2 separate regions of the Homo sapiens genome follow, and region 2 is linked to region 1. Evidence: read pairs that join two places in POLR2A ChIA-PET (ENCODE). Cell type or tissue: GM12878. All regions are shown on one strand. Links, peaks and the distances in the headings refer to the core of each region. The heading gives the core; the rest is flanking DNA. Region 1 overlaps TOM1L2 (target of myb1 like 2 membrane trafficking protein). Region 2 overlaps DRC3 (dynein regulatory complex subunit 3).

What was found. Peaks named below come from ENCODE experiments on the same cell type or tissue, not always from the same donor. Only the 100,000 strongest peaks of a DNase experiment are listed, where the experiment ranks them.
Region 2: POLR2A ChIA-PET joins it to region 1 with 5 read pairs; 2 of 35 experiments call an interaction of 5 or more read pairs at or near these places.

Annotation. Positions count from the first base shown.
Region 1 is chr17:17,895,691-17,901,060 of GRCh38, reverse strand. It overlaps TOM1L2 (target of myb1 like 2 membrane trafficking protein), which reads left to right. Exons shown (of 15, transcript NM_001082968.2): 3 at 2,387-2,465. Among named protein-coding and RNA genes, the nearest start is that of SREBF1, 61 kb to the right of the region's middle. RefSeq lists an enhancer at 3,258-3,307. In GM12878, for the core only: no CTCF peak of the experiment used is centred there; a DNase peak (open chromatin) is centred at 3,410; H3K4me3 peaks cover 751 bases; H3K27ac peaks cover 958 bases.
Region 2 is chr17:17,996,651-18,002,020 of GRCh38, reverse strand. It overlaps DRC3 (dynein regulatory complex subunit 3), which reads right to left. Exons shown (of 14, transcript NM_031294.4): 9 at 4,387-4,561. Among named protein-coding and RNA genes, the nearest start is that of DRC3, 26 kb to the right of the region's middle. In GM12878, for the core only: no CTCF peak of the experiment used is centred there; no DNase peak of the experiment used is centred there.

The DNA of each region.
Region 1 (5,370 bases), core at 309-5,308:
CACCCCGTGGCCCCCACACCAGGAGAGCCCTGAGTGTGCTGGTCCTCTGCCAGCCAGAAATGATTGCAGCCCTCAGGCGCTCTTCCTATTTTCCTGTTCCATGGAAGTTCAAGAGGACAGAAGAGAGGACTGAGGGGTGTGGCAGCTGTGGGTCAGGGACAGCAGTGGTTTGGCAGAGCCTTGGAGAGAGGAAATCAGTCCATGCTGTTGGCCAGTAGCCACTGAATTTCATCAGCTCTCATGCCACAAACAGCCTTCAAAGCAGAGAGCCGGTTAAGTCCCATATTTGCAGAAATCAGCATCCCCTTTTGGAAATGGCAGCCGTACTGCAGACATACTTGGCCTTGGGCCCAGTCCCCATGGAGCCTTGTGTCTGTCTCATCAGCCCTTTGACCCAGGGGCCAAGAATTCCTACAGGGCAGCCATATGTCAAGCTGGGAATGGGAAACAGGTGATTCAGGGTGTTTTAAAATTTTCTTCTAGTAGCCTTGCTCCTTAAACTTTTTTTCTTTCTTTCTCTCTTTTTTTTTTTTTTTTTTGAGATGGAGTCTTACTCTGTCACCCAGGCTGGAGTGCAGTGGCATAATCTCAGCTCACTGCAACCTTCACATCTCAGGTTCAAGCAATTCTCTTGCCTCAGCCTCCAGAGTACCTGGGACTACAGGCACACATCACCATGCCCAGCTAATTTTTTTGTATTTTTAGTAGAGACAGGGTTTCACCATGTTGGCCAGGCTGGTCTTGAACTCCTGACCTCAAGTGATCCACCCATCTCGGCCTCCCAAAGTCCTGGGATTACAGGAATGAGCCATAATGCTGGACACACTTTCTCTTTTTTATTTTTATGGAGATGAAGTTTCACTCTTGTCGCCCAGGCTGGAGTACAATGGCGTGATCTCAGCTCACTGCAACCTCCGTCTCCCAGGTTCAAGCGATTCTCCTGCCTCAGCCTCCCGAGCAGCTAGGATTACAGGCAGCTGCCACCACACCCAGCTAATTTTTGTATATTTCAGTAAAGACGGGGTTTCACCATGTTGGCCAGGCTGGTCTCAAACTCCTGTCCTCAGGTTATCCACCTGCCTTGGTCTCCCAAAGTGCTGGGATTACAGACTGTGAGCCACCATGCCCGGCCCAGTTTCTCTTAAATTAAGCTGATTAGCAGAGCATCAACCCTTTCCCCTCCTCAACTTCCTCATACACATTTGAAGGGGCCTTTTCATTTGGTAGAGTATAAATGTTTTAAAACTGTAGGAATAGGAGATCCCTGACTTAACAAACGTGCAAGCTGGGAAAGACCAGTATATTGACACATAGATTAGTGGAAGGCTGGAACCCATGTGTGATTGCAAAGCGCTGGCCCACAGCCGGACTGAGGGCTCCCCAGAGCATAGGGTGATGGGTCAGGTCAGCACAGGGGCTTTGTGCCAGGGGCAGCTGCTAGGCCCACAGCTTTGTTGAATCCTGAGTTAGAATAAATTAAATTACATGTTAGACACAAGACCTACATGTAATATGTATACTTAGAGGGCTGCCTGGGAATCCTGACTCTAAGGTATAAGAGTAATTAAGGAAGAACTCACTCCAACTTCCAAACAGCTCCACTCCAACTTTTGGACAGAGCCCATTTGTGAACTGAGTACTGTCTATAATTCTGCAAGATTTTATCTGGGAATCCACCTCAGATCTGTCACCTAAAAACACAAAACTTGTTGGGTTTTAAGGAGACTCACTTAAGCTTTCTCTGGGAAAAGGAGTTCCATGGAATTCAGGAAGAGCCGGGCATCCAGGGCTCACAAGGACCTGGCACGCTCTCTTCTGTGTCTCTCATATGGTTTCTCTGGAAAAACTCTCTTCTATGTACCCACACACCAGTGGGTTAGTTAGGGTTTTGAATAAATAATACTTGCATGTGATACAGAATTCAAGAGGTCTGCAAAAAGGCAGTCCAGTGAAAAACCTCCCTCCGCCTTTGGTTCCCTTCCTTAGGGGCAGCCACAGTTACCAGGTTGTTATAGCTCTTTCTAGAGAGTCTCTTCCCTACGCTGGCACCTGTGCTATGTATGTTTGCTTTCCTTCTATAACTCAACTAATAGCAAGCTTTGTACACTGTTATGCAAAGAACTTTATGCACATGTCTTTGAGTTTGGTGTATATTGGTGCATGAGTTTCTTTATTCTTTTTTGCAGCTGCATAGTATTCCATTGTGTCAATGATTTAATTTAACCTGTTGTGTATTGATGGACATTCAGTTTGTTCCCAGTCTTTTACATTTACAAACATGCTGCAGCCAGCAAATAGTCTTGCATATATACTAGTTCACATATCTGTAGGATCGTGTCCTCAAGTGGGATTGTAAGTATCTTTATATGTCTGTTCTTTTTTCCAGGCCAAAGGATGCCATTCGAGCCCTGAAGAAGCGGCTCAACGGGAACCGGAACTACAGAGAGGTGATGCTGGCATTAACAGTGAGTGCTATTCTCCTTGAGGAGAGAAGTCATCTGGGGAACTCCTTGCTCCTGGCCTTGCCCCCCTCACAGGGCCTTCCCTCTGCCCACTTAGCACAACCTCTGAATGGCTTGGTGCCTGGGCCACTGGAGTCCAGCAAAGCCTTCTGGTATTGCCTTTGGGTTTTCCTGTCCTCTGAAACAGGGAGTGGTGAGCTTCAATTTGGTAAATGTATACGAGCAGAAGATAAGGTGTGTGCAGTGCTGTCAGGTACAGAAGCCCAGAGCAGAGGAGCTAAAGGTTTTGGGTGGGTCCCTTTTCTGTCACCAGCCTGCTCTGAGACTGAGACCAACTCCTTCTCTAGATATCAGTTTCCTCTTTGTAAAAATGTTGGCCAGGCGCGGTGACTCACACCTGTAATCCCAGCACTTTGGGAGGCTGAAGCGGGAGGATCTCAAGGTCAGGAGTTCAAGACCAGCCTGGCCAACATAGTGAAACCCAGTCTCTACTAAAAATACAAAAATTAGCCAGGCATGGTGGCAGGTGCCTGTAGTCCCAGCTACTCAGGAGGCTGAGGCAGGAGAATTGCTTGAACCCGGGAGGTGGAGGTTGCCGTGAGCTGAGATCGCACCACTGCACTCCAGCTTGGGCAACAGAGTGAGACTTCGTCTCAAAAAAAAAAAAAAAAAAAAAGTTAACTTCCACCTATTGAGTACCTGCCCCTGCCTGGGACTGTGCTGAACTTTTTGGACATTAATGAATATGTTTACAACCACCCTCCAAAAGAGATTTTACTATCCTCCCCCGTACAGATGATGAAACTGAGGCTCAGAGAGGTCTGGAGGTTTACCCAGCCTTCACAGCTAGTGAGGTGTACTGAGCTGTGGATTGCCATCATAAAGTGGTCTTTTGCATGGGGTAAAAACTGAAAATAGCTACAAAGACTCTTGAAAAAGTCAGCCAAGTGATTTTTTTCAGGAAGGAACAGACCAGATTTTTGCCCTTACCAAAGCTGTCAGAGAATTTAAAAAGACGACTTCAGGTGTTATTTCTGTCTTGAGAACTAACAGTTTTTCAGATGTGGCAAAATCTGGGCCACAGTGAGTTCTTAAAATAGAAACTGTAACAGGTCACCAGGTCAACTTCTCTGGGGCTTTGAAATAGTAGGTTATTTATCCAAAACAACCATGTTTCCTTTTAAAGCAGAGAACCTGTTTGGATTTTTTGCCCAAGCGAAACCCCAAAACTTATTAAGAGAGTTCTGCCAGGGAATTGGGATTTGAATAATAAAGGAGAAAAGACTGGTTGAGAAATAGGGAGTTGAAGCTTTTATTTTATTTTTTCTCAGAATTTGAGCCACAGCATTCACTAAACCAGGAGTGATGCCCAAAACGAGTGGCTTTCAATAACTCATATCACGAGGGAATGAGCTCTAATATATCAGGGAATTTTACTGCTATCTAAAACATCTCCATTTACACACCCAACTTCATGGTAATCGTGTTGGATGGAAATCTTTCTAAAGTGAACTCTGCGTTTACTTGCCTTCCTCTAGCAGGGCATGATGGACACTGTTTGACCTTTCCTTGGGTTAGGTCTTCACTACAAACCCAGCCATGCCTTTGGGAGGCCTGTGAAATGCGCAGGGCTGCCGTCCCTACACTGAGGCCCCATCCTAGCGCGCTTTGCATGGTCTCACGTCTGCTGATAGGGCTTCACTTACTCTCTTAGTCACTTTCAGTCCTCCTGTTTCCTGTGGCCCTCTCCGGACTTCATATCTGTACCCACCAAAATTGTTAATATTTACCCAAAATAAGTTAGTAAGAAGCCCTGAGGGGCTCTCTGCTTGTGTCTTCATTTGTGGACTTAAACATCACTTCTGATTGCTTAGAGGCCCCGTTTACTTTCTCCATGGCTTTTGGCTTCATTCTGGAAAATTACCACTGTATGTTTCATGCCTTTCAACCTATAGGGACAAAACTGCCAGGGTCCTGTTTGGCAGGGTGGCCTAAAGCGGCTCTTGCCAGCCCAGGGAGGACCTCCTAGATCTCCTGCTCAGATAGGCTTTGGGGCTGCTCTGTGGCACATGCATCTCTGTCCAGGGCACTTCCAAGACCAGGCTGGGACACACTGACCTTGAGGACTGCTGTGCAGGAGAAACTAAGCATGTATTCCCTAATGGCGGGCAGTGGTTCCTGCCACTGTTGCTCTGAGAGTGGAGTGGAGCCCCAGGCTGCTCTACTCCTCAGACCTATGCCTGTTTTTCCAATTCTCTTCCCCACTCATAATTGCAGCCTCACCTTTCCCACCTGCTTCTCACAAAATAAAGCATACTTCTTGCCATCTGCCTTGACCCCAACACCCCACTGCCTGAGTTGGGAGGAAGGTTTTAGAGAATCCTAGAGAGAAGGGTGCCTGTAAGGCCCTTGAGAACAGAAAGAACCCCTCTGGTTCATTTCAGTGCCCCCATGGATCACTACAAGAGAGTGAATGCCAATTACCTCACGGTTACCAGAATCAGGCACAAGCAGAGACTCAGAAAGGAAAATGCCTCCTTGGCTTAGTAAAACCTGTGGTCACTCAGAGGCCCTGAGGGTGCTAACCTCCAGAATCTTCCTTGGCAAGCCCAGAGGAACCCGGGGCCTCCTAAGGTGCAGCCAGCAGCAAGGCAAGGAACGATTCTGGCTGGCTGCGGAGCTGCCTGGCATGGGGAGTCCCAGCTTTGGCCTCCTAGGTTAAGTTACATGGTACCTCTGATCCTCAGCTTCCTCATCTCTAAAATGGGATGATTCCCATCTTACAGGGTTATTTCAAGGACCAAAGGGGGGAACAATAAATCTAACACATGTTGCCTGTCATCTGAGGCACTCTTAGCTGATGTGGCTGCTTGGAGGAGAGCTGTGAGGGAGGGATGGCCCTGTGGCC
Region 2 (5,370 bases), core at 151-5,150, 100 kb before region 1:
AATTTTTGCATTTTTAGTAGAGATGGGGTTTCACCATGTTGGCAAGGCTGGTCTCAAACTCCCGGCCCTCAGGTGACCCGCCCGCCTTGGTCTCCCAAAGTGCTGGGATTACATGCATAAGCCACTGCGTCCGGCCAAACCTGGGAGATTTTTAACAAATAATCTGAGATCTTGCCAAATATAACCAGAAGATTGGTAAACTCTACTACCTTAAAAATTTTTTAATTCTTTTAAATTTATTTATGTATTTACTTTTAAGATGGGGTCTTACTATGTTGCCCAGGCTGCTCTCAAACTGCTGGGCTCAAGCGATCTTCCTGCCACAGCTTCCCGAAGTGCTGGGATTACAGTTGTGAACCACCTCCCCCAGCCAAAAAAATTTTTCATTCTGAATGGCAAAAGCACCACAGACAACATTGCAAGATAAAACACAAACCGGGAAAAATATTTGCCATTCATTTCACTGACACAATCTACAAAGAGCTCCTACAAAGTAATAACATTTTTTTTCTTTTTTTGAGACAGACTCTCACTCTATTGCCCAGGCTGGAATGCAGTGGCATGATCTTGGCCCACTGCAACCTCCACCTCCTGGGTTCAAGTGATTCTCCTGCCTCAGCCTCCCAAGTAGCTGGGATTACAGGCATGCATCACCACCCTGGCTAACTTTTGTATTTTTAGTAGAGACGGGGTTTCACCATGTTGTCCAGGCTGCTCTCGAACTCCTGACCTCAGGTGATCCACCCACCTTGGCCTCCGAAAGTGCTGAGATTACAGACGTGAGCTACCACGCCCAGCCAGGTAATAACTTTTTAAAAAAGAAAGGTCTGGTCTGATGGTAGTAGGTTATGAGAACTTATTAAATTTGGTGTCACTGAAGTTGGTATACAGTCTCCCACTGCTAAATTTGACTAGCTAAAAAAAAAAAAGAAAGAAAAAGAAAAAAAGAAAGAAACAGCCAGGTGTGGTGTTGTGTTCCTGTAGTCCCAGCTACTCAGGAGGCTGAGGCACGAGGATTGCTTGAGCCCAGGAGTTCAAGGCTGCAGTGAGCTATAATGGTGCACTGCACTCCAACCTGGGCAATGGAGTTAGACCCTATTCTGAAAATAATAATAATAAATAATTTAAGAAGAGAGAGAGAAACCAAAAACCAAATAGAAAAGTGGGCAAGGGCAAAATATAAGTACAAATAATTCACAGAATAAAAAACACAAATGGTTGTAAAACATGTAAAACGTGTTGCTCATCCCCACTTAAGAGAAAATAAATGCATACTCAGGGTGCACAGATTGGCAAACATGAGGAAGCCTGTGACACTGGCCTGATGACGGCTGTGGAAGGTACAGGTTCTGTAGGTTACAGTTGGACAATAACCATGAAAAAAACCAATGCACAGTTCCACTTCTAGGACTTCATCCTGCAGGTCAAACTTGCACCAACTTATTCAGTGGAACACTAAAAGAGCAAAAGGTTGGGAAAAAACCTAACTGTCCATCAACAGGGACTGGCTAAATAATTATGGCTCACCCATGCAATGCGATATTTTAGCTATAAAAAAAAGAAGCTACTTTTTCATTTTGGAAGGCTCTCCAAGATGCATAATATAGGAAAGCAAAGTACAGAACAAGGCATGCTATGCACACACACACACACACACACACACTCACGTGAAAGCAAAGTACAGAACAGGGCATGCTATGCGCGCACACACACACACACACGAAAGCAAAGTACAGAGCAAGGCATGCTATGCACACACACACACACACACACTCACGTGAAAGCAAAGTACAGAACGGCATGCTATGCACACACACACACACACAGAGGAAAGCAAAGTACAGAACAGGGCATGCTATGCATACATGTACACACACATAGGAAAGCAAAGTACAGAACAAGGCATGCTATGCTCACACACACACACACACACACACACACACGAAAGCAAAGTACAAAACAGGGCATGCTATGCATACACGCACACACACATAGGAAAGCAAAGTACAGAACAGGGCATGCTATGCTCACACACACACACGAAAGCAAAGTACAGAATAGGGCATGCTATGTGCGCGTGTGCACGCACGCACACACACACACACAGAGATACAGGAGTAGGAGGGAGACCGTATCCCCCAGTGGCCATTCTTCAGGCTGTGCCATGTGCACACACTACTCATTCGAGAGTGCAGCTGACTACACACAGACATGCTGTCATCCTTTTGGGCTGACTCTGCTCCAGGCCTTGCACAAGTGCTTTCCCTCTCTGTTTCTCACTACAGTTCTTCAAGGTGGTTATCTCTGTTCTGCAAATGAGGAAATGGAGGCTAGGAGAGGGTCAATAATGTGTCTCTGGGTCACCAGTGAGGAGTCTGCCTGAGCCCCAAGCCTTACATGGCTGCAGCATGACCCTGAAACGTGACTCACTGGGCACCTGGAGCAGTGCACTGTGTGCAATGGATGAGGCCTAATGGGGATGAGTGGGAGGAGCGTAGGAAAACCTATAGGAGAGGGCCTGTCAGGGAGGGAACTGGAGGTCTGCAGGGCCTATGGGGTCTTGGGAACTTCCAAGTCAGTGGCCTCTATCCAGGCTGTGCATGGAAAGCACCCAGGGAACAATGGAAAATCCCTGTGCCAGGCCACAGGGTGCTGCTGGGCCTGAATGTGAGCACATTTCCAGGGCCCAGGGACTCCGCATGCAGGCTGAGCAGGATCCACTGCTCTTGGCTCTAGAAGGGGAGCACTAGGATGGTCAGCTCGTCCGAGGTGGCCTTTGAGGAGCTGGCCCGCAATGAAGGCAGGTGCCTGAACGGAGGAGCAAGTGGCACGTTCCATGTTCCAAGTCAGGCTTGGCATGGCCCATATCCTGCTTCTGCAGAGGGACTCGCTGCTGAGGGGCTGGGTCCCTGCACCAGGCCTCAGGAAGAGCCAGCTAGCTGACACTCCCAAGCCCAGTGGCTACAGGGACCAGATAAATATCAGGAAGGAAGGCTGGACAGGGACTGCGGGACTGGAGACATGACCTGTCCAGAGGGGACAACTGCCACTCAAGCCCTGATGACAGTTGCTTCCAGAGAAGCTGGCAACCACAATTTTTTCTGTGAAATCTGCTAGTTTCTAATGTCAGCAGGATGTTCGAAATGTTTTAAAACCCTATTCAGGCCACATAAAACACATATGTGAGCCAAATGTATTCCTCTGCTGACAGTTTTGAACTTCTGGTTGAATGCAGTAACCCCTGCTCCCTAAAATATAACAAGGAGGGTCTTGAGAATTAAATCGCACAACATGTGAGGCCCTGGAGGTTAATGAGACAGGAATGGGGGTGGCCGTTGGGGAGGCGGGAAGCACATGGGAGTGGATCACCAACTCCATCAGATCTGAAGTTGCGCATCGAGGGACTTTGCTCTACTTTAAGTTCACAACAAGGAAGGGCCTTAAGTTCACAACAAGGATGGGCTCCCTAAAGCCCCTTATGCTACAAGCAAGCTTGGTGTGTGTGAACAGTTTTTTGAGGAAAAAGAAGGTCCACAGCTTTCCTTAGCATCTCACAAAGATCTGTGATTTACAACAGGCTAAGCATCCTGTCTTTAAAAGTAATGCCAACTCAAAGAGGCAGTTGCCATCAAATACAAAGATTGGTGCCCTTCCCAATGGCCCCTGCTTGGGCTGGACCCCATGGCCTGGTTAGGCTGAGTCCTGACCACCCAGAGTCTTCTCCTTTGCTGCTCCTAGTGGGTGGAGGAACGCCCTTCCTCCCCATCAACTTTTCTTTCTTCTGTGAGCCTCAGCCTTCCCTAAACTCCCCAGCCTGAGATAAGGCGCCCCTAGGGCACCCCCAAGGCTCCCCAGGCTTCCCTCCAGGATGGCACTGATCCCTCTGCTTGCTCAGGTGAGGGGTGGGGCCTGGGCCTGGGTCTGAGCCCCACAAGGGCAGGAACCATGTCCAGTGTGGCTCTAGCTTCTTAGGATCAGGCAGAGAGTAGAGCTCAGAAAATGTCTATTAAATGAATGAATGAATAAAAGGATGGTAATCATTACTGTCAAAATAGTAATGGTCATACTAATACTGTTATTAATAGTAACGATGATGATAAGTTGGGGGGTAGGGCCGACCTTGAATCCCAAGGGCACTTTGTGTGACAAAGACCCACAGGCCACACGTCAAGCAGTGGGGAGCTGTGGTTGGTGGTGCTGGTGTAAGGCGGGCCTTGGCTCTGCCACTGATTAGCTGTATGATCTCTGGCAAATGGGGACAATAACCATTGGCCTCAGGGGTCATCAGAGGGTACAGGAGTTGCAGTCCCCCTACAGTGGGAGTGGCAAGAGCAGGGAGGGCCTACAGCAGGAGACAGGGAGGGCCTCAGGAGGCTCGGGGCCTACCGACAAGTGCTTCTCCTCGAATTTGGCAATCTTGCGTTTGCCCTGCTCCTGGTTTTCCTGGATGGCCTCACGGACACATTCACTGAAGGTGTCAAGCTCTGTTTTCCGCTTCTCCTGCTGTTTCAGGCCATACTCAAAAATATTCACGCAGATGATGACAAACTTGTCCTTGTAGGTGAGTGGCTGTTAAGGAAGCCCACAGCTGTTTCAGGAGCAGGCTGCGGAGGGCACGGCCAAGGTGTTGGTAACCCTGGCACAGTGCACAGACTGTGCGCTCAACAGTGTGTGAGACTCAAACTCCTGGTCTCATTTGGTTCATTTGGTGGATGAAGAAATCAAAGGCCCAGAGAGCCAGGATTGAGATGTAGGTAAAATGTGTGTTTGGTGCATCCCCACCCTCAGCCTGAGGGATTCAGGAATGGGGCCTGTGTGAAGGAAGGAGGCAGAAACCATTGCGGAGTCTACAGAGCAGAAGGCAGACATGCTCAGAGAGGCCCCAGAAGAGAGGCCTGGGGACCCTGGGGGCCTGCGAGCCGGTCCCAGCTGGGGAAGCAGGCAGTGTGCGTTTCTGTCTCTGGTGTGCTATCTGGAAGGGCACCCTTACTGAGGGCCTGTCTTGGTGCTCAGCTGCTGTAGCTGTGCTGGGGATGTTCAAGTCCTGGCTCTGCCACTGCTTCCAGGACCCACCCTGGCAAGTCACTTCACCTCTCTGGGCCTCAGTTTCCTCATCTGCAGCTGAGGGTACAAAAGGGCCTGCGACACGGAGTCCTTGGAGTCAACCAGGTAAAGCCTACAGGACCTTGGTGATCCTGTGGGATGGAAACTGATGCCCAGAGAGATGAAATGCCTTGCCCAAAGTCACACGGCTACACAGGGCTACAGCCAAGGCAAACCTGGGTCACCAGCTGGCAGAAACAACCCAGCTCTGGAGCCCTGCTCTTCACTATTCCTCACCACCCTGCCCTCATTCTTTCCAGAATGTCA